2 separate regions of the Homo sapiens genome follow, and region 1 is linked to region 2. Evidence: chromatin contacts called from ENCODE Hi-C or POLR2A ChIA-PET data. All regions are on one chromosome and are shown on one strand. The core of a region is the stretch at or near the end of the contact, and the rest is flanking DNA. Distances in the headings are between cores, read along the strand shown. Region 1 has its middle 13 kb from the start of SHISAL1. Region 2 holds the start of PARVG (parvin gamma).

Region 1 (2,700 bases), core at 81-2,580, 150 kb before region 2:
TCTGTCCCCCCACCCCAGTTATCATGAGCCCCTTCCTCCTTTTCCTCTTAGCTGTGGCCAGGTCAGAAATGTTCATCCTGACTTCCCCAGTCACGGGCCGTCCCCACTTCCCACAAGCCCAGGTTTTCTCGTTCAGCCCCTCAGGACACAGTGCCTCTGAAAGCGTCAGACCAGGCCCAGGCAGGGTCTCTGGTGTACGCGCACGTGTGTGTGTGTGTGTGTGTGTGTGTGTGTGTGTGTGTGTGCGCGCCCCCCACTCTCCACAGCCCTCAAGGGGGTGGGCAGGGTGGTAGACAGAGACAGTGCCAGCAGCAGGCCTGAGCCTCGTGTGCTGTGCTGTGATGGGGAGAGGCCCCAGGAACTGCTGGTGGAGGGGGCTGAAACCGATCTGCTTCCCCATATTCAGATGGGGACACTGAGGCCCAGAGAGGGCTGGGACCGTGTTCAAGGTCACACAGTGAACTGGGGATTCTTGAGGGCCAAGGATGTTCAAGCCTATATTGCAGACATGGTGGACATTGTCCAGAGGCCTTGAGGAGCTTTGGGGAGTCGGGGGTGTGGGGAGGAGTACAAACATTTCCTAGATGATGAAATTTACACTGAAGCCCACCGAGGCACTCCTTTTAGGAAAGGGCTTCAGAATCGCTCCCTGCCTAGCCATCCACAGAAGCAGAAGCTGAGATGAAATGTAAATGCCTCCAGTCCTATATTTTTCGACATCAACCTGAACAGGGCGTTTACATCGACAGCCCATACCCCCCAGCCTGCTCTCCTTCCCCTCCCATCTGGGGCACATACTCCAGTCACCACCCATCTGCCTGCACGCACACCTACCCCAACAGATGTGTGCAAACGGCTGCCTCCAGAAATTAAGAAATAATGCATGAGTTTCCCAAATTACACCCATTTAACACTGAATTAAGTTCTGGAAGCTCTTAACAGAGCCCTGGGAGGGAAAAAAAATTTTTTTTTGGTCACACTTCCCTGGAAAATGAGACAAACCGTGATCTTTGAAAACCCAGCTACATAATCTGATTATTCCTCCCTGGCAAGCCTCAGAGAGATGCCCAGCAGAGGGAGGGGATGGCCGGCTCTGCCGCGGAGGAGAGATTTGCATTGGGAAATTGGACTGGGAAAGTTTGTCTCCCGTGCCAGATTCCGAAGCTCCTCGTTGTCGCCTGATGGGCTCAAAATAAAGTGCCGTTTTCTTAGATATTGGCACAAATTAAAAATAAAGGCAAATTCCTTCCATAATCCAGCGCGAGAATTTCCTCTGAGGCTCCCGGAGCTTGTCACGGAAACGATGGTGATTTGCTTTCACTTTGGGTTCCTTTCCTTTGTCGGGAGAATTGTACGTGTGCAGCTGGATTTACAGACCGAAAGAAATGCATTTAGTGTTCATTCATTCCACATTTCTGGAGCGTCTACCAAGTTCTGGGGCGAGGAGGGGCGATTTGAAACAGGGTCCTTCCCTGGTGAGTTTTGCAGTGTGTTTGTTGGGGGAAGGGAAGGAGAACTAAAGAAAAGCCCCTGAGAGGGGTCAGGGAGGGCTTCCTGGTAGAAGTAAATTTCGGCTTGGGTCTTGATAGGTGTGTAGGAGCGTGCCAAGTAGAAGAAGGCAGAGGGGCATTTCGGGAAGAGGAGCAGCCTGAGGAAATTCTTGGTGTGGGTCTCACACGGATGTGGCTTCTCGTTATGAAGGTTCCTTTGTGACAACCTGGCTGGACATGTGGCTTTTTACAAAGCCCTTTCATATCCATTATTTTCCACTGCCCTTGGGTAGCCCAAGGCAGGCCAAGTTTCCCTAAAGGAGAGAGCTGAGCCCAGAGATGGGAAGCAAGGTGGCCAGAGTCGCAGCCAGGCGGGACTCTGAAACCCAAGGCCCTGGATCTCATGGGCTCTGTGCGGGTTGAGAGCAAATAGAATAAGTTATTCTATAGAAATTCTAAAACTTAAAGAACTACAGACATGAATTCCAAAGTCTAGAAAGGCCCCTTTCTCCCTCCACGGGAACCGAACTCCCTGGCTGCAAGAGGGGCTGGGCTTCAAGACCTGGGTCCCGGTGATGCCCATGCTGGGGCTGCCAGCTCTGAGCCTCGGTCTCTGCGTCCAGAAAATGTGCTGATGGAGCCTCTCTCTGCCCATTTGCAGGAAGCCTGGCATCATCCCAAGTCCCAGAAGGTCCAGGTTCAGCCTTCAGCTCAGTGAGAGTCCAGCAGGGTCTTTTTTTTTTTTTTTCTTTTGAGACGGAGTCTCTCTCTGTCACCCAGGCTGGAGTGCAGTTGCTCAATCTCAGCTCACTGCAACCTCCACCTCCTGGGTTCAAGCGATTCTCTTGCCTCAGCCTCCCTAGTAGCTGGGATTACAGGCGCCCACCACCATGCCCAGCTAATTTTTGTAGTTTTAGTAGAGACAGGGTTTCGCCACGTTGGCCAGGCTGATCTTGAACTCCTGACCTCAGATGATCCACCCACCTTGGCCTCCCAAAGTGCTGGGATTACAGGCATGAGCCACTGCACCCAGCCCTCCAGCAGGGCCTTTGCTGTTTAAATTGTTCAAGCTTCTGGGCGCTGGGCTGGAGTGTGGCAGTGTAGCATCAGCTGGGTGCAGCTGCCTGGAATCTGATCCCTAGGACAGAAAGGCCTTTGGAGAATGAGCCGTGCAGCTGAGATGAGCCCTATCCTCAGGACAACGGGCCAG
Region 2 (2,836 bases), core at 1-2,500:
TTCACCTGGAGACGGAGGGGTTGGCTGAAGTTCAGAGGCGGCAACTCCTCAGTAGAACAGGGAGGGAGGACGCCGAGCAGCCTCTGAGCAGGGGCAGCCGGAGGGGCCGTGGGGACTCAAGGTCCCACTTTACCGACTCCCTTCCCCGGGTGGCCTGGGCTGGGACTGCACTCTGGGATCCTTCCCAGGTGGTGTCTGGGCCCCTCCCTCCGTGACCCCCAACACTCAAGTATGGTGGCCCCGATGCCAGAACTCACCCAACCGCTTTCCACGCAGGAAAACAAAGGCCTACTGAGTGCAAAGGGTGGTCCCTGGATTCCGAATGGAAGCAAGTTCCGGGTTCTTCTGGGGTCTTCGGGGACCAGGCCGGGAGGCAGGAGCCCCGCTGCTCACTTCCTCCAGGCCCGCTCAGCCGGCAGGAGCTTCCTCCTCTCTGCGGCAGGGCCCGAGGGGGGTGGATGCCGTGAAAGTGAAGCTGCCACAAACCTCCAGAAAGCTCTGCCCGGAGCCCCAGCGCCCGCCGTGCCGCCTGGGCCCCCGGGGTTCTGCAGGCCACTTAAACTCAATGCTTTCATTTCTCCCCCTCTCCCCGCCTTCCCCAAACCATGCCAGTTTCCCCGCAGGCTGTTCACCTCCAAAATGGCAGCTACATAGGCCAGAGCCTGGGGTCGACCCCCGCAACCCACCACCAGCACCCTGTCAGCCTGGCCTCCACCCTCCATCCCGCACCGCCGTCCTCCCACCTCCACACCCCGCCCCGGGCCAGGCCCCTTCCTCTCCCGGGACCACGCAGGAGACTCCTACCTGGACTCTCGGCTGCAGACTTCCCCACGCCCCCTGCCCGCCCCTGAGCTGAGGCTCCCACAAGCCCTCGGAGGAGTGAGTCACTTCCTGACCCCACTCACTCAAACCCACCAACGGCACCCAATAGCTCTTAAAATAAAATCCAGGCTGTGCGTGGTCTGTCTCTCTCAATCGCGGTTACATACCCGTGTCTAGAACAATGCTTGGCACAAAGTGGGCTCAGTGAATAAATATTGGTGGTGGTTGTTGCCAAGGGGATCGGGAAGGCTTTCCAGAGGAGAATGGGGCCTTGACGGCTGCATAGGAGTTTGCAGTGGAAGAAGAAGGGGTGAGAACGTGGCAGGTGGAGAAAACAGCGTATGCAAAGGCATAGCAGGGTTCGAGAAGGAGAGATCTCAGCACAGTAGATAGAGAAACACTTCAGACCCGAGCTGGTCTCTCAAGCTGGAATCTTCACCATCCGGGCTGAAATGGTGAGTTTCCCTAGCAACAGGTGACTGGGAAGCTATCTACCCTTTCTGACAGGTTAGGCAGAAAGTGGCTAAATCAGGTGGGATGCAGGTGTAAGGAGTGTGTGAGAGCAGGAAAGTAGGGTCGTTTACAAGAAGTTAATAAAAAATGACAAAACTTAGTACTGGTATTGTTGCTAATATTTATGGAGTCATTGGTGATGAAACAAACATAATTTTAAGGGCTTTCATTTTACTGGAAACTTCCTTGTGAGGTAGGTACAATCATCACCCCCATATTACAGAGGAAGACACTGAGGCACATGAGTCAGTCCCTGCCATTCTGAAGTGCCCGTGCTAGACTGGGGCTTGTAACAGGTGGGGAGAGAAGCCACCGTGCAGGACCTATTTTGCTGGGGCGTGTGTAGCAGGCTCAGCCCAGCTCTGGACACAGTGGTTCTGGTGGTGGCTTCTGACTCTGGATCACAGCCACATAGATGTAGCAGCAGTCACAGTCCCAGCAGCAAAGAGACGGTATATTCCCATGTGCTAACTGAAGACTGTTTAATAAAGGGACAGCTGGGGCAGGGTTAAAGGAACCCAGAAGAGACAGTGCTACACCCCAGGCTAGCAACATGGGGAGCTGTTACTTCTTCAAAACCTAGAGGGTGAAGGAGGGAGTGGGTGGCAGAGCCCAGGAACAGAATCACTGAAGCTCTAAGAGGGGCCTCGGGATAGGAGCTGTGGCCTTTGGTAGAGGGACACAGCCAGCTCATGGTGAACCAGCAGAAGGGCACAGCTGGAGGAATCAATGACCAAGCCTCACTCTCCTCCCTCCTGCCAGGGCCTCCCCTGCCCACATCCAGCCAGAAGCCAGAGAAAAGAAGTCCCCTGCTGCGGCCCATAGATGTGAGGAGAGAAAATGGTGGGGAGTGGATCTGCAGAGGTGAACCTAAAGCATTCAACCCAGAAAGCATGCTTCTAGGGCCAGCCTGACTCGGCAGCTTCCTTCAGGAGCCAGCTCTGCAGTATTCTTCCAAGAGTCCTTGCTGGAGGCGCTGCCTCCAGCCTTCCAACAGCTTGAGAATCACACAGCTTCCTATGTTAGATTCCTTTCTCCTCCAAACAACTGAAGAGACTCTAATCATCGGCAACTGAATCCCAATTAACTTCGGATTTGTTACCAGAAACAATTGCAGGCAACACGACCTCCAGGATGGGAACTGGGATTGGTTACTTGTTCTGGTTGATTTAAAGGCAGTGGGGACCTAGTAACTGTTAGAGAATGGAGTTCTAATAGATCGTAGCCTGTGATGGCAAAATAATTACCTGTCATCACTCAGAACGAAGTACCTATTAAATTGTGGCTTTGGCAGAGTTGTGGCTTCCATACGCAATACGAGCACAGGTTATCTAAGGACTGTGGGGTGAGCTTGTTATCATCACACCAAAGAGTTTAAAGCAAGAAAAGGACAGTCCCAGGGCTTTACATTCTCAGCTCAAGGTATGTGCAGAATACAGGGAGTTCTCTGATAGCCCTCAAAGCTATCTCTCATCTCTTGGGGCTGCAGGGCTGATGTAAG

Evidence for each region. Hi-C counts contacts between places; a loop is a spot of excess contacts on that map. ChIA-PET counts read pairs that join two places held with the same protein, here RNA polymerase II (POLR2A). Pooled maps may share reads with other maps.
Region 1: a map with no recorded cell type shows a loop between it and region 2 (5-fold over the local background). The contact joins the enhancer-like site here to the promoter of PARVG in region 2. A Hi-C loop is called at or near these places in 1 of 168 maps with a recorded cell type or tissue (OCI-LY7), 10 of 37 single-sample maps with no recorded cell type and 8 of 50 pooled maps. POLR2A ChIA-PET finds 5 or more read pairs at or near these places in 1 of 52 experiments (WTC11).

The regions. Positions count from the first base shown.
Region 1 is chr22:44,324,786-44,327,485 of GRCh38, reverse strand. It overlaps a transcript of SHISAL1 not described here. Among named protein-coding and RNA genes, the nearest start is that of SHISAL1, 13 kb to the right of the region's middle. Within about 2 kb of position 1,330, at least 3 of the 41 ENCODE cell types and tissues checked have a DNase peak (open chromatin) inside an H3K27ac peak, as active enhancers do.
Region 2 is chr22:44,179,339-44,182,174 of GRCh38, reverse strand. PARVG (parvin gamma) reads right to left here and starts at 1,250. Exons shown (of 14, transcript NM_022141.7): 1 at 990-1,250; 2 at 258-433. RefSeq lists enhancers at 1-532, 533-1,263 and silencers at 640-769, 1,940-1,989.